2 separate regions of the Homo sapiens genome follow, and region 1 is linked to region 2. A link is a loop called in an ENCODE intact Hi-C map of the cell type or tissue named here. Cell type or tissue: sigmoid colon. All regions are shown on one strand. Each heading gives the region's core, and the rest is flanking DNA. Links, peaks and the distances in the headings are about the cores only.

Region 1 (16,045 bases), core at 3,945-8,944, 87 kb before region 2:
CATCTGCTGATAAAAGGCAACAGGCAAGACAATTTTAATTCATATCTATAACAGTCCTTCTTTAAACTTACGAGGATATCAAACTATTTTTTCCTTCACTTACATTATCTTCCCACCTGCCTTTGTTTTACTTCTGGATCTTTTTGGTTGCAAATAACATAATCTACTGAAATGAGTTGAAGCTACAAAAGAAAGAAGATTATAAAGTAACAAGGTAGGAAATACAGTTAGGCTTCCCCAGGAGCTAAATCTGGATCTTTGCAAACACTAGGAATTATAGTAGACCCTGTTTACTGTCTGTGCAGCATTCTCCTCTTCCTCCTCCCTCACAGAGCCCCAGTTTCCCTCCAGCATCCATCCCTCCCCTGGAGGCTCAATGGTCTCTGAGGAAGCTGCACCCATCCCAGCTCCCAGTGTTGAACCTGAGGGATCCAAGCCATTGATTCCTGTTCTAGCAATTGTATTATCCAGAAATGAAGCTCAAAGCTAGTATAATCTATATATTTTATACAATCTACATAATTTCCTAACTATGATATAAAAGATTTTAAACATTTCCTATAATAAGATTATATGCATTCCAATCAGAAAATGCCCAGGCATGACTCCTTTAAAGCACATAATAAATACTAGGAAAGTGGTGTACTTGTAAAAAGAAGCATTGTGAATTTGAGGACTCTGAGTTGACATCATGTTTTCTCAGCCTCAGCACTATTGACATTTTGGGCTAGATAAGTCTTTTTATTGTTGTTGTCGGGGGCTGTCTTATGCATTGTAAGATATATAACAGCATCCCTGGACTCCATCTACTAGACACTAGTAACACACACACATACACACACACACATACACACACATACACACACACACCTCACAACCGAAAATGTCTCCAGACATTGCAAACTGCCTCTGGGGGAAAGATTACCTCTGGCTGACAGCCACTGGTATAGACTGATAGAAGATGTGTTTTTTTGGTAACCGAAATACAACAAATAGTGTGGTTGCCAATTGTATCTTGCAAATCAGTGCTTTATGTTTATATGTAAATCAGTCATATAATGCACTCAAATGGTTATAGAGATATTCCCACCTGCAGATCAAGGAAGAATGTAAAATGGTGCAGCTGCTTTGGAAAACAGTCTAGCAGTTCCTCCGAAGTTTAAAAATAGAGTTGCCATATGATCCAGCAATTCCATTACTAGGTATATACCCAAGAGAAAGGTAAGCATACGTTCACCCAAAACTTTGTATGTGAGTGTCCAAAACAGCAAAAAAGAGAAAACAACTGAAATGCCCATCAATGAAGATTCAATATTCATTATGATGAATGGATAAATAAAATATGGTATCTCCAAACAATGGAACATTGTTCATTCACACTGAACATCTTATTCACACTGAAAAAGAATGAAGTACTGATGCATACTACAACATGGATGAACTTTGAAAACATGCTAACTAAAAGAAGCCAGCCACCAAAGTCCACATATTGTTTCATTTGATTTACAGTCATGTGCTGCTGATGTTTTGGTCAATGACAGACTGTATACACAACAGTAGTCCCATAAGATTACCATACCATATTTTTACAGCTCCAATATAGTTTGTGTATATATATATATATCCCCACCAAATCTCATGTTGAAATGTAATACCCAGTGTTGGAGATGGGGCCCAGTGGGAAGTGTTTGGGTCCTTGGAGTGGATCCCTCATGGCTTGGTGCTCTCCTTGTGATAGTGAGTGAGTTCTCACAAGATCTGGTTGTTTAAGTGTGTGGCACCTCCCCACTTCTCTCTCTTGCTCCTGTTCTGGCCATGTGGCATACCTGCTCCTGCTTTGCCTTCTGCCACGAGTAAAATCTCCTTGAGACCTCCCCAGAAATCAAGTAGATGCCAGAGCTATGTTTCCTGTGCTGGCTGCAGAAACATGAGACAAAGGAACCTCTTTTATTTATAAATTACTCAGCCTCAGGTACTTCTTTAGAGCAATGCAAGAACAGCCTAACACAGGTACTTCTTCTATGTTTACATATGTTTAGATACATAAATACTTTTGTGTAACAATTGCTTACAGTACTCACTACAGTCACATGTTGTACAGATTTGTAGCCTAAGAGCAACAAACTATACTATATATCGCAGGTATGTAGTAGGCCATACCATCTAGGTTAGTATAAGTACACACTATGATGTTACACAACAATAAAACTTCATAACAACACATTTCTCAGAAAGTATTGCCATTGTTAAGTGACACCTGACTGTATATCAAAAATCCAGACTAGGACAATCTATAGAGGCAGGAGGTAGATTAGAGATTTCCTAGGACTGAGAGTGGGAGATTGAGTGATTGCTATGAGTATGGGTTTTTTGGGAAGAGAGAAAGATGAAAATGTTCTAAAATTGATCATAGTGATAGTTGTAAAACTCCTTGAATAATGTAAAAAACATTAAACTGTGTACTTTAAATAGGTGAGTTCTATGGTATGTAAATTATATCTCAATAAAGGTCTTTTTTTAATATCCTGCAGGTCAGAGGACAGTTTCGTACTGTGTGAGACTATATTGTCATCTTCTTTATGCTTTGCAAGACATTTAACTTCTATTCCACCTGTTCTCTCAAATCATTGTGACAACAACAGCCCCTTACATTTCCTCACAGTGCTAGTTTCAGCCCCATGGAGAATCAGGAACCACTCACTGGTCTAAGCCGTTTCTCTAAATCAGTTCTTTCTTGCCAGTGATTGGTTGAGAAATTCGGATTTAAGCCAATCAGTAAATATGTTTAGCAGGGTGCCCACATGACTTGTGTTGGCCCAATCAGAACAAAGAAAAGACTTTTAGCCAGCGATTTTGGGGAGCCTCACTTTCTCTCTCCCTGACTGGGTTTGAATAAACACACAAATGCTTCTGATTGCTCCTGACAGCCACTTTGAGATGAAGAGTAAAACCAGCTGTAGAATCAAGCCAATGGTGTGGATGGTAAGGCAGAAAGAATCTGAGTTCATTGCTGAACTGCTGAATTAACCAACCCTACAGCCCAGGCTACCTTTTGATTTCCTGTTTTGTGAAATAATAAAATTCTTTATTGTTTTAACCACTTTGAGATCTGTTCTCTGTGAAATAGAAACCAAAGTGGACAGAGGATAGGGAGTGAGATTTGCTACTACCCTACAACAAGTTGAAGTCCCAGGATATCTGTTCATTCCTGGCAAGATTTCCAACTCTGCCAAGGAAGCACAGGAAGTGGAATCAATCCCATTCTAGAGGAAGCAACATATCAAAGAGCATGTTTTGGGACCCCAACTTTAAAATTAGGGTTCAAGTCAAGGCCCAGACCTAAAATGGGAAATTGGCAGACCAGGCTGTGTAAAGGGCTATGGTAAAGGGAAAACTAATGAAAAGATTCAGCTACAATGATACCCAGAGCTCATCTCTGCCATTTTTAGAGTTTCCTATTGCTTGTAGGTATTCTCAAGCTTGCTTTTTATTGATGTAAATACTCTGAATTCATTGTTTTATAATTTTGTATTGATGAGTCCAATATCTGAAGTCTTCATTGTTTTTGCTCTCTGTTGTCCCTGCTGGTTCTCACTCTCAACTCTCACTCTTGTTGCCTTATTTCCTTGTTTCCTTATGTGCTTGATTATTTTTAACTGTATGTTGGTCATTGTCCTTAAGTATTTGAGGGGATTCTATGTGACTTAAGTTGAAGTGACTTCCTCTGGAGATAATTTGAGTTTGCCTCTAGCACATACCTAGATACATAGGCAGTCCAGGACAACTTTAATGTAAATTCCTGAGTTGAGATCATGATGAACTTCACAAACGAGGAACACATTATCAGTACCAGCATCAGCCTTATTCCTACCATTATTGAGCATTCTGTGCATGTATTATCTAAGCTATTGGTCCTCAACCTTTTTGACACCAGGGAATAGTTTCATGGAAGACAGTTTTTTCCATGGACCAGGGAAGAGTTGGGGGAGATGGTTTAGGGATGAAACTCTTCCACCTCAGATCATCAGGCATTAGTTAGATTATCATAAGGGGCACTTTATCTACAACCCTCACATGCACAGTTCACAATAGAGTTCACACTCCTATGAGAATCTAATGCCACCACTGATCTGACAGGAGGTGGAGCTCAGACAGTAACGCTCACTCGCCTGCTGCTCACCTGCTGCTATGCAGCCTGGTTCCTAATAGGCCTGTGTATAGGTCTGCAGCCTGGAGGTTGGGGACCCCTGATCTAATTACTTCACTGCTTCCTCACACTTGAACTTCACAGAAACTATGATGCAAGTATCAAAATAACCTGCATAATACAGAAAGAAAATGAGGGCACAGTATATTAAGTAATTAACCTGAAGTCATATAACCAGCTATTGGTAGAGATATAAAAGACCTATAACCTAAAGTCCTATATGCCATGACCTACTTACTAAGCTATAAGTACTTAATAAATGTATGTTGATGATGTTCATCGCTGTAAAACTATTATTCCTGTGAGTGTAGAAAGGAAATAGAAATAAGATACAAGCTTGGCTGGATTAAAGTTTTGAGATGAAGTCCTCCAATCTCCATTTTTCTCCACACTACGTAGATGAACTGAGTATGCCTGGTAGTGAAACACCAGGCAAAGTTTGAAGATGCAGTCAAATGTTATGCATAAAACAGTAGACCAATGCCAACTCCTTAAAAGAATAGACATCTGAGAATCACAACTACCACTGAACTCACAATTAAGTTTAAAATTATTTTACAGGAAGAGGAAGCTTTGCAGAGGCACTGTCAGTAGCAGCCTGAATAAGTTATCCAAGAAAAAAATTGGAGAGAAATTTCTTGGAGTTTCCTGCTATCATTAAGCTAGAGATTCAGTACGAATTGAGGGTTCCCAAGGGCAATTTTCTGAAAGGGCATAGGCACTTTATCCTCCTCTGCTAGCCAGATTCTTATTGCCTGTTCTTGGGACCCTGCCATCAAGTGTTCTGGAGGCCACCAGGGCAGATGATGAGGCCACAGAGCCAGGTGATCTGAAACATTGCCACTGCCCTAGGTTGTGCTTTTCCTCATTATTCACCTGGACAATTGAAATTGAGTCCAGACTGGACTCCAGCCTCTAGTTGTCTGCAAGTACCTTAAGAGCAGGAATTACTGATCTTTACTCATTAGTGCCCAGTACAGTGATGGCACATTTGCCCGCTGGTTCAGCAGCAATTACTTCTTGAACATCTACTCTCCGCTAGTCACTGAGGATACAATGGTGAACAAAAACTTGCGTGGTACATGCTCTTATGGGGTGCATGGTCTAGGGAGGAGCATATAGTTGCCAAATAATAAAAGCCAAATGCATAATTACAAACTCTCTTATAAACGTGATGAAGGAAGGGAACTGAGGACACTGAAAATCTGATCTATTCTGGGGGTACAGGGGAACCTCTGAGAGAAAATGGCATTCAGGTTAAGTTAGGAAGAGTATAGTTTATTCGAGTAAAGAGGGAAAAAACAGAGACGAAGAGAACTATAGTTGCAAAGGCCCTGTAGTCAGAGGAGTAGAGCATAGATAACCCAATAAAACTTGAATGTATAAATTAATGATTGAGTGACTCAGAATAACAACTAACATTTCTATGGTACTTACCATGTGCCAGGAATTATTCTAGCGTTTAATTTATACCAACTCATTTAACCTCCACAACAACCCTATGTGATAGGTATTATTTTTGTCTCCATTTTGAAAATGGGGAAACTGAATTACAGAGAAAATATGTAACTTGTGAAAGTTGAACAATTATCAAACTGTGCAACTGGGATTTGGACCCAGGAATCTGGGCTGAAGCAGATAACTAGGGCTTCTCTGGTGATCTATGAAATCCCTGGAATAACATGTTATTAAATAGAGCAAATATGGTGGCCTGAAACAGGGAACATCAGTTCTAAAATTGAGTCTACGAGATCCAGGAGCAAAGTTTTTTGAAAGATGTGAGCTACTCAAAGGAATATGGAATAAGAAGAAGAATGCAATGGAATTAAACATGCTTGAAGGTTTTAAAAACTCAATTAAAAATGCCATTGTAAAAGAAAAAAATGTTAAATTCTATAAATTTGCAATAAAAATAGTAGAGAATAAGAAAACAAATACTAACTTCATCAAACTTTGGAGTGAAAATATTTACATAATCAGCATTGTTTCTTTTGAATATCTTTCCCATGCGCGTACTCTAAATATTATGAACATCATTTCTTCTTGTAATTTTTTCCTCCCTCTGTCATCTATAAATGGACCCTGCTTAACATTTTATATCCAAGTGCTAGAAGCATTGAGAATTGGGAAGCCCTGGAAAACCCCTTATTTCTCCACAGTAAGGATGTACTCATGAGCTCTGCTAGGAAATTCATTCTGGTTGTCAGCTGAGACTTTATTTCCTCTCTGATGCTCATATTTGCATGAATCCAAAATCCAAATTAAGTCATAGGTCGTGGGACTATGCAGGCAGGCAGCCAGCAGCTCTGCCAATGCCAGTTACCTTCATAAAACCAAGACGTCTTTTATTATCCGAGGATCCTCCGAGTGAGGCTTGCCCTTTCCACTGAAGTTTTCAGCAAGTTAAGTCCAGGGTACTTAGAGCTGCTTGTTTACTTTAAAATTTCCTCTCTTGCTCTCTCTCTCTGTCTCTCTTAACCCGCGACCCTTTTTCTCTCTCTTGTCTCTCTGTTTGTCTCTTTCTGGTTTTCTTTTTTCCTTTCCAGCTTCTTTGCTCCTCTTGGCTACTCTTGAGAGCAAGCATTGGCAGGCAATGAATCAAAGTGGGCTATTTTTGCTCTCGCTGTGAGGATGTTTACAACATATTGAAAACTCGGCTTTGTAGTTTAACGTCATTTTCAGTATATTTTCAGAAAATCTGACTGGCTTCCAAGTTCAGTAGATGACTGTGAAACCCACAGAGGGCCTTATGTACCTCATACCTTACCTTAGGCGGCTGCCCTGACTCTTAACGGCTCACATTGCATCAAATATGGCCCCACATGTGTAGAAATGGAAAGATGGGCATGCTGACCAAATTTATTTCCTAACAATGCTGATTTCATAAACAGTAGCTCAAAGTTGTGAAACAAGAAATTTAAAACTAGCTGTGTACAACAAGAAATTCTATGAACACTCTATCTCTGGCCTAATTAAGCTATTTTTCCTTCCCACCCAACCAAGCTGCCCCCAAATGTTTTGGATACATGTACCATCCCATTAGAATATAGTTAATCTTGAATATATTTCACCATGAAATATGAACATAGTAATTAGAGAATTTTCCATTCAACATCCCCTATCATATTCCTAGCATATTGGAGTCTGTTAGAATAGCATTTAACTGTTTTCATATGGGCTTCAGCAGACATCCTGGAAGATTTGAAATAGCCAATAAATTCAACACAATGAAACCTAGTCAAACTTCTATCCTTTTCCTTCCTTTCTTTTCTTTTTTTTCTCTCTCTCTCTTTCTTTCTTTCTTTCTTTCCAACTCCAGGTTCTAAATAAAATAAGATTAAGGTTGACCTAATTTTCTAAGAGCCGCCTGCTGATTTATCAGCTGATAGCATGTCTGAGGTATTCAAGCCAATTAAACTGGTTCACAAAGTATTGCTCAGTGGGTAAATATGAGGTAGAAACATCCAGGAGGTCTTCTTTTTATCTGATGCTGAAATCAGAGGTCTGGACAGGCTAATTGGTGTTTGTAAGGGTGGTGGGGAAATAGCCCACTGGTGTTCACTAAAAACTGTACTAATAACTCATTAACAGAAACCTCAAGCAGAGACACTCACATGTGGACAGTGCAGATAGAGTGGGGCTGAAATCGAGCTGGCCTGCTTTCTTGGACCAAGGCTAACTTTCCACTGAGGTTTTGATCCGTAGCACTGTATTAAGTCCTTGTTTGTGAGTGACTTCTATTGTCTAGGTACTTTGCAGGCTCACACCAGGCAACACTGGGCCTGTTGTTCCAATCCACTTTGAGATTCTGTAATTTAAACAGCACAGAGCGTGGGCCAGCCCCGAGAGTTATAACCTAGTTTAACTGGATTTAGAAAACTGGTTAAACTAGGCTACAACTCCCTTGGTCTTGAACCTGCAGTTTTGGTTTTGGTTTTGTTTTTCTTTCCCTTCTGTTCAGAGTATAAGTTCACTTGCTTTAGAAAAATGGAAACAATAAGAAAATGGAAAATGACAAATATGCTGGGGAATTTATTTGAACTGGCACAGTAGTCTTACCTATAACAAAGAAATTCTTTAAACTTCTAGCATTTGCTAATGACACTGGCCAGCACTATACCATAACTGCTTAAGATCTGACTTTCCCACTAGACCAGTGGTTCTCAAACTCCACCCCACATCTGTGCTGTCAGGAGGTCCTGTTAAGATGCAGACAGATGCCCCACTCATGGTGTTGCTATTTCAGTAGGTCCAGATGGGATCTGAGAATTTGTCTTTCTAATAAATTCCCACATGATGCCAATGCTGATGGCCCAAGGAGAACATGTCAAGAATGACCGCACAAGACTGGCAACTCCTCGAGGGCAGGAATAGTCTCATTTGTCCCAGTATTCATAGCACCTAGTGCTGTGTCTGTTACACATCCATATTCTAATAAATGACTGTAGCTATTTATCTAAGTAGTATTCAATATCTACAATTTGTCAGAAATTGTTCTAAACACTAGAAATTCCACAGTGAACAAGACAAAGATGTCCCATGTCCTCAGAGAGTTTCCATTCTAGTGGTGCAGCCAAGTAGGAAACAAAGAAATTTATAAAGTCATGTCAGTTTGTGCTAAGTGCTATGAAGGAATTCAAAGCAGGACAAGAGGACAGAGAACAATGGAGGCAGGAGGCACTGTTAGATGGGGTGTCAGGGAAGGCCTCTCTGAGGAGGAGACATGTGCAGAACACTGAATGAAACGAGTGAGCAAGTCATGTGAAGATCTAGTGGAGGAAGATTTCAGGTGGAGGTAGAGCAAGTGCAAAGGCCCTGAGACAGGAGTAGGATTGGTGATGTGGTTTTGCTGTGTCCCCACCCAAATCTCACTTTGAATTGTAGTTCCCATAATCCCCATGTGTTGTGGGAGGGACCCAGTGGGAGGTAAGGAATCATTGGATTTGGCAAAATGGAGGCCCTTGGTGACTGTATTAGTTCACTTTCATGCTGCTGATAAAGACTGGGAAGAGAAAGAGGCTTAATTGGACTTACAGTTCCACATGGCTGGGGAGGCCTCAGAATCATGGCAGGAGGCAAAAGGCACTTCTTAAACATCATAGCGGCAAGAGAAAATGAGAGAAGTGCGAAAGCAGAAACCTCTGAGACTTATTCATTACCACAAGAACAGTACAGAGGAATCTGCCCCCGTGATTCAAATTATCTCCCACCAGGTCCCTCCCACAACACATGGGAATTATGGGAATTATGGGAGTACAGTTCAAGATGAGATTTGGGTGGGGACACAGAGCCAACCCATATCAGTGACCTTGACAAAAGCAGTTTCAGTGAAGTGGTGGAGATGAAAACCTGATTGGAATGAGTTAGGAAAGAATGGTACATGGAGAAGGAAGGACAGTGAGTAGACATAACTATCCCAGTGAACATATTTTATAAAGAAGAGCAGAGAAATGGGACAGTGGTAGGACATGGAAGTGGAGACTTGGGAGGTTTTTCAAGAAGGAAGATTGCTTATCCTGTTTGTAAGCTGGTAGAGACAATCCAGAAGAGAGCGAGAAATGGATTATGTAGGAAAGAGCAGTGTCAACTGCAGGAGTGAAGTGTGTGAGTAGATGAGAAAAGAAGAGACCCAGTACACAGAGAATGAGAATGCAGATGCAGTACATGTTCAGAGGTGATTGGGAAGATGGGCAAACTCTCTTCCACCCAGGATTAGGGAAACACAAAGCTTTAATAAACATGAGTCACCTAGATGAGTAAGCGAATAAACCAACTAAGGATATGTAATCAAGTTGCAGAACTACACTCTTTCCCACTTGATATGGTGTCTGTAAATGTAATGTGGAACCCATCAGCAGCGTTTCCTCACATCACATTTCCTTGCTGGGGATCAAGCATGGAGCAGGCAGAGGGTTGGGTTGAGGATATAACTAGGGATGGGATGTGCCAGGGCAAGAAATTTGCAGGTATATGGAAGACAAGAATAAGAATGTTAGACTTCGGACTCTCACCTGGGCAAATGGGGAAAAGATATGAGAGGTGTCTCAGAAGAAGACAAAGTGGTAGAATCAATGGCTAGACGTCTTGAAGGAATGGATGGAATTATTGTGCTGGGAAAATGATTTGGAAGGATAGGAGGAAGTATATTTCTTGATAAGTGTAGTTCTGGGCTGATTGAGGTAGATAGAAGAAAAGATTATTGGAAGTGATGAAGTTAATGAACAGAGAGGCTAGTGGGTTGGCTTGATCATAGAGCTGACAGATTGAAGCCAAAAGCCACCATTGAGCCATGGTGGCTCATGTCTGTCATCCCAAAACGTTGGGAGGCCAAGGCAGGTGGATCACTTGAGCCTAGGAGTTTGAGACTAGTCTGGGCAACATAGCAAACCCCCTCTCTACCAAAAAATAAAAACATTAGCCAGGAGTGGTAGTACATACCTGTAGTGCCAGCTACCCAGGAGGTTCTGCTGGGAGGATCACCTGAGCCATAGGAGGTCGAAGCTGCAATGAGCCCTGATTGTGCCACTGCACTCCAGCCTGGGTGACAGAGTGAGACCCTGTCTCAAAAAGAAAACATGAAAAAGAGCAAATAACTCAAAGCAACGAGAAGTTACCATTCTATGTAGAACCCCTAATCACCTACAATTTCAAAGTTGTGTACAAAACATAAAGAAGCATACAAATGTCAAGATAAATAATGTTTGTGACATAATCTACTTTACAAACAACGCACTTGTTGCACAAAGCCAAACTTACCCATAAAATAAATGCAATTTGGAGGGTTTTTGTTATTTAATTCAAGTCCAAATCATTATATGACTATAATGTTTATAGCCCAAAGAGAAACCTGGATGAGTGAATTTTATGATTCGGAATAATACTGTTAAACTAAGAGTTAGATAGATTATTGCAGGTAATTCCCTGTGGCCTCAACAGCAGCAGTATTTGGGTAGCTCTATACAACTTGTTTGCATTCGTTTATTTAATTCTTTTAATAAACCTACGGAGTTCCAGAAATAGGTGATAAATAAGATCAATCTCTCCAGTCTGGAATTTCACAGTTTCATGTCTTTTATGTATGCTGTGACTCTTTTTTTTTTTTTTTTTTTTTTTTTTTTTTTGAGACAGAGTCTCACTCTGTCACCCAGGCTGGAGTGCAGTGGCGCAATCTCAGCTCACTGCAAGCTCCGCCTCCCAGGTTCACGCCATTCTCCCACCTCAGCCTCCCGAGTAGCCAGGACTACAGGCGCCCACCACCACACCTGGCTAATTTTTTGTATTTTTAGTAGAGATGGAGTTTCACCATGTTAGCCAGGATGGTCTCCATCTCCTGATCTCGTGATCCACCCGCCTCGGCCTCCCAAAGTGCTGGGATTATAACCAACTTCACTGTACTTTTAACCTTGGCTCTTGAAATATCAGGGCTAAATGTGTGGCCTACCATGAAAATGTACAGAACTTCCCAGCAGATGCTTTGCAGACTAATATATTTTTTTCCTCTCTTTTGCTCCCTTATCTTGTTTTCTTCGACTATTTTTTAAACTCTTGATTTTACAGTTGTATGTACCTCTGTAAACATCTTTAAGTTCTTCATGAAACAGATTTAAGAATAAATGAATAAGTAAATAAATAGCATAAGGCACTGTACTATTGACTTTAGTAAAACTGGCTTTAGTTTCTTAAAAATTGACACATTAGCTCAGGTAACTGGAAAACTCTAGGGCTGGACTTTAGGCATAACTGGATCTAGGTACTTAAGTAATGTTGTCACAAATCTGCCACTGTTCATTTCTGAACTCTGCTTTCTTCTGTTAAAGCATTAATTCCAGACACGAACTCAAAAAGTAGGGCAAAGAGATATACTAGAAATTTCTAGCAATCTCAATAGAAAAAAAGTACTCCTATTTCCCCATCAGTACCTTGGTGGAGTCAATAGACATTTCCAAAGCAATCCCTGTTGCTAGGGTAATGCCATGTTCTATTCAGATAAGTCTGGGCCACACATCCATCCCTGGGGCAGAATAATATTAGCCCAACCAAAATCACATGGATTAAGAGATGGAGAAAGGATAGTTTCCATTAAGGAAAATTAGAGTGCTGTGCCAAAGAAGGCAGATTGGATCATTCGCAAGATGAAACCACAGATGTCACCACTCCAAACTTACAATCTAGTTGGGAAGACAGGTCGTGGGTACCAGAAATGAAGTGAGGCAGTGCATACACGATATACGAAAAGAATGGTTCAGCCATGATGCATATCGCACGACAACAGATGAGGAGGAGGTCATTTTGAATGAGACACGTCAATCATTCAAATATCATTTCCTGAGGACATTCTATGTGCCAGCCTCGGTCCTAGCTGCTTGGAATACATCCATGAGCAGAACAGAGATTCCTGCCCTTCTAGAACTGACATTCCAGATAGTAAACCACAGATGTAAAAACAACTGTAGAGTTTATTAGAAGGCAATAAGTACTGTGAAAAATGGGAAAAGATGGAGTAAAGTAAGGATGATTGGAGGTGCTGCAATATTAGAGTAGGCCTCATTGAGAAGGTGACATGTGAGTCAACACTGAAGGAGCTGAATGAGCCATGTGAATATCTGGAGGAAGGGCATTCCAGGCAGAGGGACCAGCCAAGGCAAAGGCTCTGCAGCCTCAGTGAACCTAGAATATTCCAGCAACAGCACAGAGGTCAGTGTAGCTGGGCTGGTGCGAACAAAGGTGAGAGTTGAAAGACATCAGGTTGGGGAGATGATGGTGGGGAAGTGGGAAGTGGAGCCGACGTGGTTGGGTCTTCCTGGCCTTTCTACACACTTAGACTCTTAGTGAAATGAGAGCCATTGCAGGGTCTGGCAGAGGAGTGACCTCTTTTGACGTACATTTTTAAAGGATCACTCTGGCTGCTGTGTAGAGGACAGGCTGTAGCAGGAAAAGAATAGAAGCAGGTACAACCATTAGGAGGCAATTGCATCAATCCCAGAGCCAGTTGATAGTAGCTGGGACCTGAGTAATAGCTGTTGGAAGCGGGTTTGAGCCAGATTCTGAATAAGTGTTGAAGGTAGAGCCCACAGGATTTCCACTTCCTATGGCTCTACCTTCCACCTCCACTAGCTCATGTGCTTTAAGAAATGGGCAGGATTTACAAGAAGAGAAAGAAAAAAAACATTCCAAACTAAATGAAATAGAAAAGCAAAGCAGAAAGAAAGAAAACACAATTAATTAACAGGCCATTGTAAATAGAAAATTTGACTAGAGTGGAGAACTAATATAGGGAAGCCATGGAAGGTCAGTTTAGAGTCAGATATTATAATAGATGTCTTCAGTGTGGGTTAAGAACTTCTGACATCATCCTGTCCTCAGTGAGAAATATTGCAATGTTTTGGGAAAAATAACAAGACAGAATGTTAAGGCTTAGGGAAATGAGTTAGACTCTGGGAAGCATTTTGAGGGTGAGTTTCTGGTGGCAGCGAGATTTCTCACAGAACTTCTAACAAAACAAGTGCTTTAACCAAAGCGAGGCAGCATTTTGTAGGGAGTAAGAGAACAGGTTTTAGCATCAGACAAACATGGGTGGGATGCTGACTCCATTCTGTTGACCATGGTCAAATTATTTGGCCTCTCTGGGCCTCCATTTGCTAATCTGTAAAATGGACATAACTGTATCTAATTCAAAGGGTTACCATGGGCATCAAATGACACCGTGAGTGTTCAAGTGTTTTGTCCAATACCTGGCACCAAGTAAGCACTCAAAAAAAACTATTCATGACTATTTTTACAGTAACAACTTTAAATTCAAATGAAGTTGAAGGAATTAATAAATGTAAGGAGAATGAGGGAAATAGAAAATCACTGTTAGAACATCACAGTAATAATTAAGACAGGCAAGATCCACTGATGGATGCTAAAATTAGTGGGCAACAAAACGATACAATGGCATATCTGTAGAATCTCAAAGTATCTTCCTTAAGACACTTATTAATTACAAAGGAGAAAGTATTAACTTGAGAGCAGAGGAACCCAGAAGACATATTATCCAAGTAATTAAGACGAACATGATCATTGTTTCAGGCTGGAGGCAAGGAGATATAATAGCTAAATGTACTTTGGGATCCTGGAGCTGAAAAAACAGATATTACTGGGAAAACTGATGAAATATGAATAAAGTCTGTTGTTTAGTTCATGGTATTATACTTAGATTACCTTCTCAGTTGTGATAATGGTACAATGGTTGTGTATGGTGTTAATATTAAGGGAAGCTGGGTGATGAATGCATGGGAATCTTCTGTACTAGTTTTGAACTTTTCTGTAAGACTGAAATTATTTTTAAACAACTTTTCAAATGGCATGGAAATTATCTTTGAAAGGTATCACGAAAGGAGGCATCCACAGTGCTTAATGGGTTGGCTTTGAGGAATGAAGGAGTTGGTGGGTCAAAGCCACCTTGAAGACTGTTCCTTGAGATATTGTGGTGCAGGATCCAGGATTAGGAAGCCTTTAGTGAGGAGCTGCTTGTGTGAGTGTGAGCATGGGATAGTGGAGTGTGTGTGTGGGGGGGTGTTGGAGAGGCGGTAATCACTCTTACTTTAGACATGTATGCAGAAGTTTTCCAGGCTGCTGGATAATGGAAGCATGAGATGAGAGTAAAAAAGACACAAGGCAGAGAAATCAGGTTAGAACCAAATGAGAGAAAATAATAAAAGACAATTGTAAAGACAAGATCCTCAAAAAAGAGGGCTTAGAAAGGTATGAGGAGACCTCAGTGGACAACTGAACATTATGACTTTCCATATAACAATTAAAGAAAAACCAAAGAATGACAGAGATGAAGTCAGAGAGGGAAAGAGAATCAAGCTGACGTAGCATCACAGGAACCAAGAGAGGAGACTGCTACATGGTCAAGCCAACCTTGACCAATGCTGTTGTCATACCAGGTAGGAAAAGGACTCAGAGAAAGAGTAAGAAGCAAGAGGTGATTTTCAAGACCATTTCATTAGACCAAAGTACACAGAGGGTGGATGTCAAATGGGGTAAGAGGTGATAAGTTGAAGGTGGTGTGCCCTTAAGGTCTGGAAGCCACAAGTATGGCCCTAATTAGATCCTCAGACTTAGAGGGAACTAGCAAATTAGATATTCTTTCGTTCACTCATTGAGTACATATCTGAGTGCCCACTATGTGCTTGCAGCTTTCCAGAGGAAGTGAAGCAGATATACAATGATCGCTTCCTCTGGAAAGCTTCAATCCTAGTACAGTCATCCCTTGGTATCTGAGGGGGAGTAGTTTCAGAACCTCCCTCAGATACCGAAATCCATGGATGTTCAAGTTCCTAATTTAAAATGATATATTATTTGCATGTAACACATGCACATTCTCCCATATACTTGAAATCATCTCTAGATTATTTGTAATACCTAATACAACGCAAATGCTATGTAAATAGTTATTATACTATATTGTTTAGGGTATAATGGCAAAGAAAAAAGTCTGTACATGTTCAGCACAGATGCAGTTTTTTTTTTCCCCAAAATATGCTGGATGACAGTTAGTTGAATTCATGGGTACAAAACCCACAGATATGGAGGGCCAACTGTATATTCTGCACACTGACATTCAAACTCCTCAGTAACACAGTAAGCTTTGAATTTTGTTTCTGAAAGAGACTAAGAATAACCTGGATGAGTTAGCAGTAAGACATCTTTTTAACTCAGCACTAGGAGTTTGATCGAGATGGCAATGACTTATGTGATTAAGGCTTTGAACATTTGATCCACAGTTCAATCTCTGAGGTGCAACTTGTTTTGTTCCTGGGTTTGAGGAAATCTCCTCCTTTGTTCTCC
Region 2 (16,045 bases), core at 7,103-12,102:
TAATGTTGTCTCAGGATCATGGAGAAGCTTGTTTCATGAAACCACTGGATTCATTTTCCATTTTCTCCTGCTGTCTGGGTACTTCTTTTTTGCTAGTTAGATGAGAAAAGGGAAAATTTAAGGCAAAGAAAGAAGTTGTATTAGTTAGGGTAGTCTGAACTACTGTAGTCAATAAGACCTAAAAATTTTGATGGCGTAATCACAATAAAAGTTTATTTCTTACTCATGGAAGTGTCCTGAGGGATGTTGTTAACCAGCCTCACTCTCCTCCATGCAGTGCAGTTAATCAGAGACCAAGGTTCCCTCCATCCCCAAGTTCAGTCATCCTTTTTTTTTTTTTCTTTTTAGAGCCTGTTGCCCAGGCTGGAATGCAGTGGCACAATAATAACCTTGATCTCCTGGGCTCAAGGGATCCTCCTGCCTGTTTTCTGAGTAGCAAGACCTATAAGCGCACTCCACCCCAGCTAATTTTAAAAATTTTTTTGTAGAGAAGTGCATGTTAATTTTAAGATGCATACTGGTTTACATACATTGTTATTGGGATTTTTGGGGGTTTTATTGGTTTTTGAGACTGGGTCTTGCTCTGTTGCCCAGGCTAGAATGCAGTGCTGCGACTTCCTATGCTTAAGGGATCCTCTCACATCAGCTTCCCAAGTACCTGGGACCATAGGCATGCACCACCATGCCTGGCTAGTTGTTTAAAAAAATTGTTTGGTTTTTTTTTTTGGTAGAGACAGGGTCTTGCTATGTTGCTCAAGCTGGTCTTGAAATCCCGGCCTCCAGCAAACTTCTGCTTCAACCTCCCAAACTGCTGGGATTATAGGCATGAGCTACAGTGCCTGGTTCATCCTTTACGTGTTTCTTGTCCTGTGAATTCAGCTAGTGGAAGGGGAAAAAGAACACGGAGAAGGTATGCCTCCTTCATAAATATGTTGGTCCTGAAGTGGCACCCATCACTTCCAGTCACACTCCATTAGTGAGTGTGAGTTTTATGGTATACCACAATGCAAAAAGTGTCAAACAAATGTTGTTCCTAGCTGGGAAGCCATTTCACAGCAATATCATCATGTCATAGATGGGAAAATGGATTTGAAGTGTACCTGGCACCCTCAACCACAAAGATCTTCAGGCTTTTCACTACATGGAACGCTTTGGACCCCACTGCATGCCATGCTGAGTTCAAGATCTGGCAACACATGGGAGTCTGAAATTCTGCTTGGTTATTTGCAGGTCTGCCCAAAAGTTTTGGGTAAATATGGGCCTCACCTTTCTCATCTTTCAAATGAGAGTAACAGTATCTACCACACTAGGGTTTTTCTGAGGACTAAATGATGTAATTTGCATCTTCGCTAAATTTTGGGCATATAGTAAGCGCACAGCAAGTTCCAGCTATTATTATCATTATTACCCAACTAGGGACAAAATTCCTCGATGCTTATTTAGGCTCGGTTTGATAATTTACAGCTTAGGATTTTTTTTTTTTTTTGAGACGGAGTCTCGCTCCCTTGCCCAGGCTGGAGTGCAGTGGTGCGATCTCCGCTTACTGCAAGCGCCGCCTCCCAGGTTCACGCCATTCTCCTGCCTCAGCCTCCCGAGTAGCTGAGACTACAGGCACCCGCCACCATGCCCGGCTAATTTTTTTATTTGAGGCGGGATTTCACCGTGTTAGCCAGGATGGTCTCGATCTCCTGACCTCATGATCTGCCCCCCTCGGCCTCCCAAAGTGCTGGGATTACAGGCGTGAGCCACTGTGCCTGGCCCAGCTTAGGATTCTTTGACAGTTTGCTCTTATTTCCGTCTTCCCAGCCCCACCCTCACTCTGATGTGGCTTCACAATCTGTCTATGCCGTCTTCTTATTCCAAGGCTTCTTTCAGCTGTTATGCACACCTTCCATCCATGACCAAAAAACAATTCTAGCCAAGTAGGGGAGGAGAAAGGAAGGCTCTGAAGCTGGGCAAATGTCTGCAGGTTCTCTGCAAAATTGACAGAGCATAGCACAGTGATTTTCACAGAAAAGTCACAAGATAAAGATTTCTTGAGTAGCATACCAAGGTTCTGAGAAGCAAGCATGAGCTTGCACGCATGGGCCCAGGTTTGCACACATGCAAACAGTGAAGCTCCGTGGAAGGGCTAGTTTCAGTACACAGGTACTGCTTGCCTTATGTACTCCTAGAATTAGGATGATAAAGATATTCTGTCTCTTGAAATATCTGCCAGAGGCTACCTCAAATGGATGGGTCAAGGTAAAGTCGTGAAGTCCCATATGGTCTGGTTAGCAGAGGACAGTCACTGTCTGTTCCATCCCCCAGCTGGTTATCTCAGGAATGTCTGTAACTGGCCCCAGGGGTCCTAGGAGGACAGAGTGAATGGATCATAGAAATAACTAATATTCATAAAATGCTTACTATGTGCAAGGTGCTGTGTAATTCAGTTCACACAATGTTACCTTGAAGTAAGTATTGTTAGCCCCATTTAAAAGGTAAGTAAACTAAGGCTCAGAGAGATCATGTAATTTCTTACAGTATTCCTAGCATTGTAATAACTGGTAGAAATAAGTCTCAAAACCAGATCTGACTCCAAAATACATGCTTTTGGTATGTTGGTAAAATATCTCTTGCAACCATTAGCACACACATGTGCACACACATACAACTAGTGTATGTCCCAGAAAGGGAGGAAAAAGAGGGTCCCTTTATTACAGTATCCAGGTTCACTTACAGAATTCTCAGGATCTTGACAAAGAAAGAGGTTTTTGCTTTGCAGGCTCAGAAGTCTGACAAGAGGGGTTGAGAGAGAAGACAAAATCTAATTGACTGAAGAGAAAAAGAAAGTAAGTTAAAGGTATTAAGTAGACCACACACGTCTCTCCTTATGGCCCTGTGCTAAGGAAGCACACAGACCTGTCGGAATGTTTCACCTCTTGCCTCAGAGAATGGCAGGGACTGGGTAATGTAGGGTTCACATATTTATCTGCATGTGAATGTAAAATGTGATCCTAGGGATTATTTTCAACTTTACTTAGCAGAGGGTAGTACAGGGTTAATAAATCATATCACATATAGCTTAGCTTGAAAAGTGCAGGGCTAAAAAGCAAATGATTTCAAAACCAAAGGCAAAGTATAAATCCATATGTTGCTCTGAAATACAGAAATGCACCAACTTTTGCAGATGTTCTGGCCTGCTAAGGGAAGGCAGGTCCCTTGGCTTATGGGAATTCTGGGACATAAGAGACTCTATTTCTCCCTGGCTGCTTCTCCCTCATTTTCTAATGAGAAATATGAATGCCTCTCCCCTCAGTCAGTACCATGGTAAGACCCATGTTTGCCTCCTCTACCATAACTGTTGGCTTAGTGCAAAAGTAATTGTGGTTTCCCCTAAAAATTGCTTTCCCCTGAAAATTACAATGGCACATAGTAAGCCAGTCAACAACCATTTACTGAGGGACTTCATGTGTGCCTATGAGTGGTGAACATTATACCAGTAATCACAATATTGCTACATAGGAACATTAGAGGCAACTGTTAGAGTGTTCATTTAGTCAGAGGATCACTGGAGGTTCCCTGAAAAGGTGATGTTGAAGGTGACATGTGAAAGTTAAGTAGGAGATAGCTAAGGGAGAAGGGGGTATGAGCATTTCTGCAAAGGAGACAGCACGTGTGAGTCCCGAGTGATTGGGGGAGGTCCTGGCATGCTTGAGGAGAGTGAGAAGCCCGGCATAGCTGTTTAGGTTGTTCTAACACAGTAATTCTCAACCAGGGGTGACCTTGCTCCCCAAGGTACACTTGGCAATGTCTGGAGACATTTTTTAGTTGTCACAACTAGAAGATGAATTCTGTTGGCATCTAATGGGTAGATGCCAAGCACGCTGCTTATCATCGCACAATGCACAGCACAGATCCCTAAAACAAGGAATTATCAGATCCACAATGTCAATAATGCTGAGGTTGAGGAACTCTTCAACAGAAGCCCACATGCAGAGGCTTAAACAAGATAGATTTACTTTTTAGATTTAACGTCCCAAAAGGGCTGTTTTGACTAATATGGCCAGCTCTAAACTGCCGTAAACCAAGGCTCCTTCTATCATATTGGTCTGCATCTCCTAGGACAGGGGTTGGAAAATTTTTCTGTAAAGGAGCAGATTGGAAATATTTGGCTTTGTAGTTCAGATGGTCTCTTTTGCAACTTCTCAACTCTAACCTTTTACTGTGAAAGTAACCACAGACTATGCCTAAGGGAATGGACATGGCTGTATTCCAGTAAGATTTTATTTACATAAACAGGTAGTGGGATGAGTTTGGCCTGTGGGCTATCGTTTGGACCCCTGCCTTGTCAAATGTGCTTGGTCTGCATGCTAGCCAGTAGGAGGGACAAGAGTTGGAGCAGAGGGTAGGCCTCCTCCCTTTTAAGGAACAACATGGAAGTTTTCTACATCACTTCTGCTTGTGACTTATTGGTCAGAACTCTGAAAGGCTGGAAGTGGTGTAGTTTTTGGATGGGTCATCACAGGCCTAGGGAAAACTCAGCTTGTTTTATTTAAAACACACACACACACACACACACACACACACACACACGGAAGAATGGCTATTGGGGGACAATTGGCAGTGTCTTTAATTGCTGGATGCAGAAGTAGAAGGAACTCAGAATGAGGCTGGCAAAACAGGCAGAGTGAGATCATGCCCAGTCTTAGAAGTGAAATGCAGGATGACAATTTTTCTCTTAAGAGAAATGGGAACCTATTAAACAGCTTTAAGCAGGGGGTGGTTCTGGACCATTTTTCCATTTTAAAAAGACCTTTCTGGCAGCAGTGTGCTGAATAAAATGCAAGGGTCATGCAGGGATGGGGGGTGGGGCTACTTTGAAAAGCATCCATTTTCCAGGAAAGAGAGATGGTGGCTTGAATGAGGATGGTGGCAAAGGAATGAAGTAAATGGATGGGAGAGAGATTTAGAAGGGAGAGTCTATAGCATCCTACAGATTAAACTCCCACTTTGAGATTTAAGGAAAAGCAGCTTTATTCATAATTTTTTTAAGCTAAGAGAAAACTAGGAAATGATCTCTATCAGCACGGTCCACATTGGGGATCTGATTCAGCCTCAGCTGGTCCTTGTCTGCTACTTTTGTCTTTTCCTTCTGGACTCAAATGCCCATTATTTGTCATCTTCTTTGGACAAAAGCCATCCTGATTCTCCCAAGCATGGAACTCCAGGCTTAAGTGACTCAGGATATAGACATAGAGTTCACAAGTCCCAAATGTAATGAGTGGGCAACCCCAGTGCTTGACATAAGCAAAGGGAGGATGTGACATGTGTTTTGAGACTGGCAGGCACCAAGGGAGACAAAAGCCTATGGTGTAATTATGCCAAGCATATAATATGATGCAATCACTTTCTGTCTCCAATATGCCCCTCAGCACTGTGAAAGGGCTTTGAATAGCAGAATGCTCCAGACCTGTGTGTCTGTGCCCTTGGAAGTCTGAGAAAGCCATGGCACCTTCTCTTCTTTCAGTCAACAATGCCATGGGCACTTATTGAACATCTACTCTATGCCAAGGACCATGCTCAATCTTGGGGACACAGAGGTGAATAAGACATGAACTTATGACTTCCTCAAACAAATAGCTCTCCAATTGCTGCCTCCAGTTGGTCCCTGTAAACAAAGGATGAACAAATGTTTTCCTCATTTGTTAAAAACACATTTTTAGTAATGAGGGCATCTTAACTGGCAATCTCAGTTATAGGGTTCCTGCAAAGTTCCTTTCGTTTTTTAGTTAGCATGGTGGACACATTTAGCTTTGAAAGACAATGACGTCTAGTTATTCACTTTCGAGGAATTGCCTGAAAGACTATTGGCACCATTTCTTTTTCTAAAGAGAGAGGACTTCGCGTTCTTTGCATCTTCATTTGTTTCACGTGCTGTCAAAATCGTTATAGTGATTAACTGGCTAATAAACAGAATAATAAATAACTACAAGAGACAGATGATTCACATGTAACTCTGATATGGTCTTTTCTTATCTTTTGTCCTCTAATTCCTTTATGGCAAAATTTGCCAGAAAACTGCTTCTTAATATCACTCCATTTCTCCCTCCATATCTATAGCCCATAACTAGTCATGTGCCACATAATGACATTCCTGCCAACCATGGACTGAATACACAATAATGGTCCCATAGTTTACAATGGAGCTAAAAACTTCCTATAGCCTAGTATTTGCTAAACTGTACTTTTTATTGTCATTCTAGGGTGTACTCCTTCTACATCTTTTTTTCTTTTTTTTTTTTTGTTTGAGACGGAGTCTTGCTCTGTTGCCAGGCTGGAGTGCAGTGGCATGATCTCAGCTCACTGCAACCTCCGCCTCCTGGGTTCAAGCAATTCTCTTGCCTCAGCCTCCCAAGTAGCTGGGAGGCTCATGCCACCACGCCTAGCTAATTTTTGTATTTTTAGTAGAAATGGGGTTTTACCATGTTGGCCAGGATTGTCTTGATCTTTTGACCTCATGATCCACCTGCCTCGGCCTCCCGAAGTGCTGGGACTACAGGTGTGAGCCACCACACCCGGACTCTACTTATTTTTTTAAGTTAACTATAAAACAGCCTCAGGCAAGACCTCCAGGAAGAATTCCAGAAGAAGGCATAGGTATCATAGGAGAGGACAGCTCCAGGCATGTCATTGCACCTGCAGACCTTCCAGTGAGAAAAGATGTAGAGGTGGAAGACAGTGACACTGATGATCCTAACCCTGTGTAGGCCTAGGATAATATGTTTTGTGTCTTGGTTTTTAACAACAAGTCTAAAAGAACAAAAATTTTTAAATTAAAAATAAGAAAAAGCTTATAGAATAAGGATATAAAGAAAGAATATACTTTTGTACAGCTGCATAATGTGTTTGTGTTTTAAGCTATTACGAGTCTAAAAGTTTTAAAAAATTAAAAAGTTTAAAAGTAAAAAAGTTATAGTAAACTAAGATTAACCTATTATTGAAGAAAGAAATTTTTAAAAATTTGGTGTAGCCTAAGTGTACAGTGTTTATAAAGTCTGCAGTAATGTCCTAGGCCTTCAATTCACACACCACTCACTCACTGACTCACCCAGAGCAACTTCCAGTCCTATAAGCTCCAGAGTAAGTGCCTTATACAAGTGTTCCATTTTTCATCTTTTATACTGCATTTTTACTGTATCTTTTTTGTGTTCAGAAACATAAATACTTACCATTGTGTCACAATACATGTTGTACAGGTTTGTAGCCAAAGAACAGTGGACTATACCCTATAGCCTAGGCATGCAGTAGGCCTTACCGTCTAGGTTTGCAAGTACTCTCTATGATGTTTGCACAACAATGAAACTGCCTAATAGTTCTTAGGACGCATCCCCTTTGCTGAGCAACGCTTGATTGTAGATCCCTGGTATCTTTGAGTTCCATGGCTCCAGGGCAGAGCATCTGGGCCTGGGCCTGGTTTGTGGGTGATGGCTTCAGGAAGCATAGGCAATCCCATCCTCCTTACAGCCATTCATTTAGTCTTAATGTTATTCAGCTCAGTGTGTGCCCTGCACTATGCCAAGCACTTTACCTGTGTTTCCATTTAATCTAGCTCAACTCTATGAAGCAGATACTAATAATATCTCCCTTTTACAGAAACTCAAGTGAAATGAGTGACTTGCAAAGGTTGTACAGCCAATAGGTAGTAGAATCAGGATTTGAATGTAGGTTTTTCTCACTCCCAAGTTCATACAGCACTACTGTCTCCTTTAAACAATCTTTTTTTTTCCTTTCGAGACAGGATCTCACTCTGACACCCAGGCTGGAGTTCAGTGGCATGATCATGGCTCACTGCAGCCTCGACCTCCTGGGCTCAGTTGATCCTCCCACCTCAGACTCTTAAGTAGCTGGGACCACAGGTGGGTGCCACCATGCTTGGCTAATTTTTAAAAAATTATCTGTAGAGATAGGGTCTCCCTATATTCCCCAAGCTGATTGTACAATCATTTATTGAGCATCTATTTATTATAAAGTCCATATTAGTCTATTTTGTTACCATGGCCTCAGTAGTCTGAAGTTCTAATCATTTTGTCTTGCCAGAAAAGCAGCATATTCATAGATAGTTGCGGAAACTAAGACAAACTAAGGCACATGTACCAAATCCAGCCCTTTTGAAAATAAAGTTTTATTAGAGCACAGCCACATGTATTCATTTACATATTGTCCATGGGCTGCTTTTGTGCTACAACATCAGATCTGAAGAGTTGTGACAGAGACCACATGGCCCGCAAAGCTGAGAGTATTTACTATCTGGCTCTTTGCAGAAAAAGCCTGCCAACCCTGATGCAGAGCACAATCATACATATTGTTTCTTTGATGAAATTCTTTCTAATGAACAGACTCGTCTTATTCAATGACTCAGGGTTGGTTTAACCATATATACTATTTGCTTAATTCAATGATTTTTTTATCAAATGCCAAAAAACCAAGATAAGAAGTCTATCCATGGGGTGAATTCTGCAAGGAGAAAAAAATGCGTCATTCCCAATTAAAGTATGGAATGTGGAGCATCTTTTGGCTCTGCCCAGAAGATACTCATAAGTCTTTGCTAGTCTCTGGAATTGTGTGCAATTTTCAGACCATCACGCTTCATCCCTGCCTACCCCATTCCATTTGTAAACTGGTTAATCCCCATCATGGCTAGGCAGTTATGACCCTTCTGGAAAAACAAAAACAAAAACAAAAAACATACATTACAAAAGTTAGAAACACTTCCTCTAGTTTAAAGAACCATCAGAAACTTAGAATAGAGGGAAAATCAGTAGGAGCTCTCTGATTCCAGCTTTATCTTCATCTGTAAGCTTACACAACCCACAGATAAATTATAAGTTACTACGAAGATTCCCACCAATGACAAACTGACTCACTGTCCTTCAAGTCCTTTCATCTTTCTGGATTCCACTTCTAAGGCTCTTTATATTCTGTCAAGATGGAGTGTGATGTTTGCCAAAATTACAGAGAGTATGCCAGCATTTGGACACATTTTCCATTTTACCTGTATAGAAAAATATTACCATTGCTGAAGTTTTTTCCACGATTACTTTTTGTCCCTGTAGAAGTTCATAGCCAGCTTTGTGAAACGTTACGTGTCTGTTCTTGTACAACAATGAAAATAGAATGAAAGGTTAAAGTGAACTTTGTTAAAATATAACAAACGATTATCCTAGAAACACCATACCACTGTAGGACCAGTTTTGTTAATATTTTGTTCTGGCTTTTTCATTGCCAAGTGCCAGTTTGATCTGGGTACCAAAACCACAGTCTCAGGACACGATTTCAAAGAACAGGAATGTCACATTTCTCTTGGTTGGCTGACATCTGAAAAATGTTCTGCCTGAAGCCCTCCCAGAAGAAAAGATGTTATTCTTTTGTCATAAAAATGATTAAAAAAAAAAACAGCAACAGAAAAACAAAACAAAACAAAGGGCAAGCCTAATTTTTTAGTACAATCAAATGACATTTAAATGAAAGCATTGTGTGCTATGTATTATGGGCAGGAGGCTCTCCGGAAGTCACTAGTTTTGAGAGCTGCAACACTGCATCATCTGTGTTCAGGTCTGTGTCAGCTGATGTCCCTGCCAAAGCAGTTTATATTTTACTGTAAAGAGGCCCCCTTGGATGAAACACTGAACACAGTTCTGGGTATTTGAGGCTCTAGGCATCAAGAGAAAGTGCTATCATACTGCAGGGTTTCACATGTCAAATCAGTCAGCAATGGGATGGCCCATGGAAGCAGTTTATAATATTCCATTCCTGAAGAGAATGCAATATTTGAGTGTGACCTGTCTCACTTGAAAACAGAAAGTTGAATCTGTACCACCACCCTAAAATAATAATACTCAGCACTTGTGTAAAATCTTCAGGGGGTTCTACATATAAAAATTAGTTAATTAACAATTATTACTGTATGCTACCTAAACATGGATTATTATTATCATAATTTTACAGACCGAGTAAATGAGAGTGCAGTAGAAGGTGCCAGGAGAAAAATTAAAATTAATGAGTTCCTAGATCACAGGCTTGAGCTGCAAGGACTTTAAAGAGCTTGTTTATGTTAAGGAACATACTGTAAATTGATACTTAAATATTGGAAAAGCAGCTTTTCCAAATTAGTTATTAATGAAATTAGTGCTTGTGTGTATTTCTATGTATGTGTACATATACGTATGCCTGTATGTATATATATGTATTTTTATGATTTTATAACTTCCCATGCATTTGTGATGATTAAGTTGTCTTATTTTTGACAGAGGAATTCATGTAATCATAAGTTATACTCTTCAGATGTCATGGCTTGATTTTTTTCACCTTAGGAATAACCAAGTATCTCTGAGGTTTAAGAACCAAAAAGTGTGTTAGGACCAGGAAATATATGGGTAAATTACAAAGCCAATCAACACGTTTATTGAGCGGCCGGTAGGAGCCAAACAACATCCCTGGTCCTGGGGATGCAACACTGACCAACATTACAGATATCTTTTACACTTTCAAACTTTAAGTTCCACTTCAGAAACTGTACCTTTCATGTGATTTAGCTGAAGGAAGAGGGTGATGACTACTGATGACTCTTGTAATAAGACTATAGTGGACATACTTTTTTTGTCTTTCTGGCATCTCTTTGTGGGAAACCCCTCATTCCCTTACCTTCATTTCCTGTGGTCTGGGTGAGAATGTTTCCACTCCCTGGCTCAGGAGTTGGCAGATAACCTAAGGCAGGTCAGGAGTCATGCCTTGAACACTTATTGGAACTATTAGGAAAACAGTGCTCTTTGTGCTAGGGATGATAAGGTAGTGAGATGCAAATATGGACTGCAGAAGGTGTATAACCATGTGGGGAGAGTGCCTGAGAAGGAAGCTAACCCAAGGGAAAGCAGAGCAGATTCTTAATGTGTTCATGTGAGCACCTGGATGCAGCCATGCCTGAAGTCACTTTACTTCCTGGACTTTTTAATGATGTGGCCTATTCTTTCCATTTTAAAAATTCCTATTCACTTTGAATTGGGCTTCAGAAACTTGCAGCCAAAAAGAGTCTGAATGCAATTTAATTCAGTAATCTTTAAACATGCAGCCTTTAGCATGAACAGGAAAATAAACCCTACTTTAATACAAATAATTTTGAAAACAAAAATAGCTTATGAATGTATCTAGACAAATGGAGAATGACACTTGTGTATCTAATAGCCATCAACCCCTTCTTCCTTATTAACAGAACCCTACTACCATTTTTGCACTTTTAGAATAGCTTTATCAAGATGTAATTCATATGCCACAAAATTCACCGTTTTAAAGAGTACAATTCAGTGTTTTTTAGTATATTCACAGAGTTAGGTAACCATTGGCACAATTAATTTTAGAACATTTTCATCATGTGCAAAGAAGAAACCTCTACCCATTAGCAGTCATTCCCCATTTCCCCCTTCCCCAAGCTTTTGCTAAGCCCTAATCTAATTTCTACCTCTACATATTATATATAAATGGAATAATAAACATGTGGTCTCTCATTTGTTCTTTCACTTAGAATAATGTATTCAATATAAATCCATGTTGTAGTATGAATCAGTACTTCATTTCTTTTTATGGTGAATGGTATTCTATTGCATGGATATACAACCTTTTGTTTATACATTCATCAGTTGGTGGATATTTGGATTGGTTCAACTTTTTGGTTATTATGAATAATGCTGCTATGAACATTTGTGTATGAGTTTTGGGGTGAACATGTGTTTTCAGTTCTCTCCATGAGAGGGACTCCTAGGTCATATGGTCACTCAATATTTAACATTCTGAGGAACTGCCAAACTATTTTCCAAAGTGGCTGCCCCATTTTACAATCCCAACAGCAACATGTGGGGATTCCAATTTCTCTGCATCCTTGTCAACACTTGTTACTGTCTCTCTTTTTGTCTTAGGTCGTCATAGTGGATGCAAAAAGTGATATCTTAGGGTAGAACCTATTAATATTCCAGGAAGCAATGTGCCTTTGTAAAAGAGTACATTTCATAAATTCTGTTGCTGCTGAGATGCAAGAGAAGGTAGTTGGGTGGAGCTTCCAGAAAAGCTCCTGAAGGAAGGGGCAGGCCAACCTGATTAAGTTAAGCTACTTCCCCTAGGTTAATCAGGTTGGCCTGCCCCTTCTTCCTCCATTTTTCTGCCTGGAATGGTTGGCTGTGCAGCAGCTATCTCGCTCCATGAAATGAGCATAGACGCCAGGCCCTACAGATGGTGGAGCAGAAAGAGAAAAGAATCCTGAGTCCCTGGTGACCTGGAAGCCACTATACCAGCCTCAGCCTGCTAACAATGGCTCATATTTTTTCACTTGAGAGAGAGATTAATTTCTAACTAGTTTATTCCATGGTTATTTGGATGTTCTGTTATGCTCAGCTAAACAATTTTTTTGTTCCACATGCATGTATGTATGCACGTACATGTATGTTTATAAATACATAGGTATGTATGTGAACATTTATATGTATATATACACATGCATAGTCTATACAAAGCCTACCAATTCGCAACCAGATAGTGATCTACTTATTCATGTGGGAGTTGGCTGTTCATAATTCTGAATTGATTTTGTTATGGGAACAATGTTCTAAATGTTGATAGGTACTCCAACTAGGACACAGAGGCCTATTTAACTCATACTGTGATACATATACCTCATGCTGGTAGTACCAACCCACGCTTAAGAGCTGAGCAGCAGGAACTTACATGGAGCAGGAAGAGGGAACAGTTATTTGTTCAATATTTATTACGTTTCTACTAAGTGTTAAACATGGGGGACAGAACGTGAACACGATTGCCCTACTCTATAATAGAGTGTAATATGTGGCATGGACACTAGACATTGATCAAGCTGTGCTCCTCTGCTGCCCAAAATACTTCAGTGCCAATCAGCACTAGAATCAATTCAATCTCTTTCCTCCACAGGTCCTGCAGGCCCGTGTCCATTTGGTTCTCGCCTACTTTTTACCCTTGTTTGATTCTTCTTCGCTCGGCTTACTCTGCTCCAAGTTCTAGGCACACTCTGTCTAATTCAAATAGACCATGTGCTTGCTTCGAACCTCAGCACTTTCTCTTGTTCTGCCTGGATTGTTCTTCTCCCAGCTATTGCTGGCTCAGTCTCACCCTTCAAGCGACAACTCACACTTCCCCTCCCCAGACAGCCCTATTTCAAATGGGCCCCTTTGATTTTTCTCCAGCATGTAAGCTGCTTTTATGGTGTTGACAGCAGTGATTCTCAAACTTTAAGTGCACACAAATCACTTGGTGATCTTGCTAAAAGGCAGATTCTGATTCAGTAGGTCCAAGGTGCGGCCTGAGATTCTGCACTTTCAACATGCTTCCAGGTTATGCCCATGTTTCTGGTCCCCAGACCACACTTTGAGCAGCACTGTATTAGGGAACTTATCATATTCCATAATCATCTCATTTATTATTCATTTATTGATATCTGCTGTTCCTTATCGTGAAATGAAGGCTTAAGAGGGGAGGGACACTGCTTATTATTTTTGGTAGCCTTTGTAGCCCCAGTGCAAGAACAGCCTCTTCTTTGCATATAATAGCTACTAAATAATTATTAGATAAATTAAGACATTTCAAGTGTGATCATTGTTATACAAGGGTATGTGCTTGGGGCTGTGGAAACTAATCCCATCTGGAGAGTTGGGAAAGGAGAGCCAGACTTTTGCAGACCAGAATTTGCTCAAATTTGTAAGAAGTATTTTCGCAATTCTTGTTCTTCTGCCTAGTGTCCCTACTGTGATAACTCATCCTGACTTACCAAAGTCTTCAAAAGTCTCCAGAATAGAGAACTACCTTCTCTTCTCCCTACCTTTCAACCCATGGCCAAACGAATGTGTCAGGCTCCAGGATGGCTAACATTGGCTATGTTAACAGGCAAGCAGTCTGACCGAAATGTTTCACACTTGTTTTTGTGGATGACTGCTGTACCTTATTACGCTCTGGTGGTACTTTCATTTGGTAAAAGCAGATCCTTATCTAATTGTATAGTGCTATTTTAGCTAGTAGAATACAAATATGTACGCCTGGGGAAGAAAATTTAAAAAACAAATGTAAAAACCCTTGACTTTCTTTTTGTTTGTTTTTTCTAGTACTGAAGCCACAAATTATCCAGACCCTACGAGCAGCTGAGGATTGATAACCAGCAAACATGGAGGGGTGGAGTTCTTATCCATATCATTTGTAAGGGAGTGCCTCCTGAGCTGGAGCTTATGGAGGAGACGCATAATGCTTATGGTGATTAAGAGTGAGGGTTCTGAAATTCTCCTGTTGACATCCCTGACTGGAGGCATACCTTATGTAACCTTATAAGGTACCTACGCCTACTTAGATATCTTATGTAACCTCTATAAACCTCAGTCTCTCCATCTGTAAAACAGGGTGGACAACATATCTACCTCTCTATGTGCAGTGAGGATTAATGAGACAATGAAGGTCAAGTGCTGAGCACAGTGCCTGATACCTAGTAACAGTTCCCAAAAAAGTGGTAGATATTATTATCAACTTCTGATTAAACATGCTGATGGAAAGAACACTAAAAACAGAGTTTAAAATCAGAATGGGATCGTGGTGAATATAGAAATAGTATTTTTATTAGGCTTGGGGCCACATTTTGGTTAGAAAGTGCAGAATCAGATGATAAAAGGAAGGGGTAAGAGCAAGAGGTAGTGGAAGTCGCAAAAATAATTTGCAAAGTGACCAATCCAGCTGTCCACAAGGAATTCATCCATATATAAACACTCAGATGTTTCTGGGACGGTTGAGTAAGTATCTAATCCATGTCAGAAAAATCAGCTACTTTTCTCAGGAGGCCTGCCACACCAAACATTCATCTTCCTACAGTTTTTATTCATGTTTATTGGTATGGTGCCTTGAGTTTTCGATTTATAATAACATCCCTCTCTCACTGTGCAGCATTCACCAGGTGGTTCCACAGCCAGCAGAAAATGTGGGCTGACAGCATTGCCTGACTTCAGTAATGAGCAGAAAGCTTCCTTAAAACTGTGGTTCTCAACCTGGTTGTCACAACAAGGGGTTGTTACTATGTCTATTGGATAGTGGCCAGAGATGCTCCTAAATATCCTGCAATGCAGACGATAACCAACCCCCCACCCCCACACACACCACAACAAATAATTATTTGAATGAAAATGTCAGTAGTACCAAGGTTGAGTAACTCTGCCCTCAACTCCTTTTTCCTAATATTTTTGGCTCTCGTTTCTCCTGTTAAGTTTGGTGACTGAAATAATAGTCTTGCCAGCTCTGACATTGTAGGATTTTTTTTCTAACCTCCAAGAATTTTGATACTAAAATTAACCATTGAGGAGTGGCACAGACTTTCCTTTTGCCTAAAGAGGCCAATCCACAGTAGGCTATGGCTTCTCTGTGGCCTCAGCTGTAGCATTTCAGCAACAACCTCTCAATCTGCCATCTGGGAGACCACCCGAGGGGTGGTAGAACATCTCCAAAAAAGTGTACACCCCAAGTAAGCACTAATTTACATTTATGGTGTAGGACAGAACTTCTCTGTTTCTCAAAACCAGTTTGGTTTGAAGATTATCACCCTGTTGACACTAGCTCATTCTGTGAAACTGACAAGCCCACACACCTTTGGTGAAAGAATTTGTTTCCTACCCATTATCTGAGAGCCCATGAGCAGTTTAATGAATATACTGATGGAGGATTCCCTGGCACAAGCTTATCTGAACAAAGGCCAATAATATTCCACCCCATGCAGAATCCTATCAAAGCAATGCATTAATTGATTAAAGCAATTAAAAGAAAGTCTCCACCTCAAATAGGCAACAAATGCCACCAAAACTGATTAAAGAACACTGTCCAGTGACCTCAACCATGCACTGAAAAATCTAGTGAGTGACAACTTTTTAAAGGTCAGTGTGAAACAAGTAATCCTTATGAACATCAAGGCAATTCTTTCACTCTGATGAAGCAGTTAAATAGTGAAGGTCATGGGGCTTTAGCA

What was found. A loop is a pair of places that touch in the nucleus more often than their neighbours do. Peaks named below come from ENCODE experiments on the same cell type or tissue, not always from the same donor. Only the 100,000 strongest peaks of a DNase experiment are listed, where the experiment ranks them.
Region 1: it touches region 2 in a loop (4-fold over the local background); 12 of 110 quality-filtered maps call a loop at or near these places.

Annotation. Positions count from the first base shown.
Region 1 is chr3:73,710,523-73,726,567 of GRCh38, reverse strand. No RefSeq gene overlaps it. Among named protein-coding and RNA genes, the nearest start is that of LINC02005, 91 kb to the left of the region's middle. In sigmoid colon, for the core only: no CTCF peak of the experiment used is centred there; DNase peaks (open chromatin) are centred at 6,527 and 6,977; H3K4me3 peaks cover 456 bases; H3K27ac peaks cover 572 bases.
Region 2 is chr3:73,626,483-73,642,527 of GRCh38, reverse strand. It overlaps PDZRN3-AS1 (PDZRN3 antisense RNA 1), which reads right to left. Exons shown (of 2, transcript NR_046681.1): 2 at 14,629-16,045. Among named protein-coding and RNA genes, the nearest start is that of PDZRN3, 9.6 kb to the right of the region's middle. In sigmoid colon, for the core only: no CTCF peak of the experiment used is centred there; no DNase peak of the experiment used is centred there.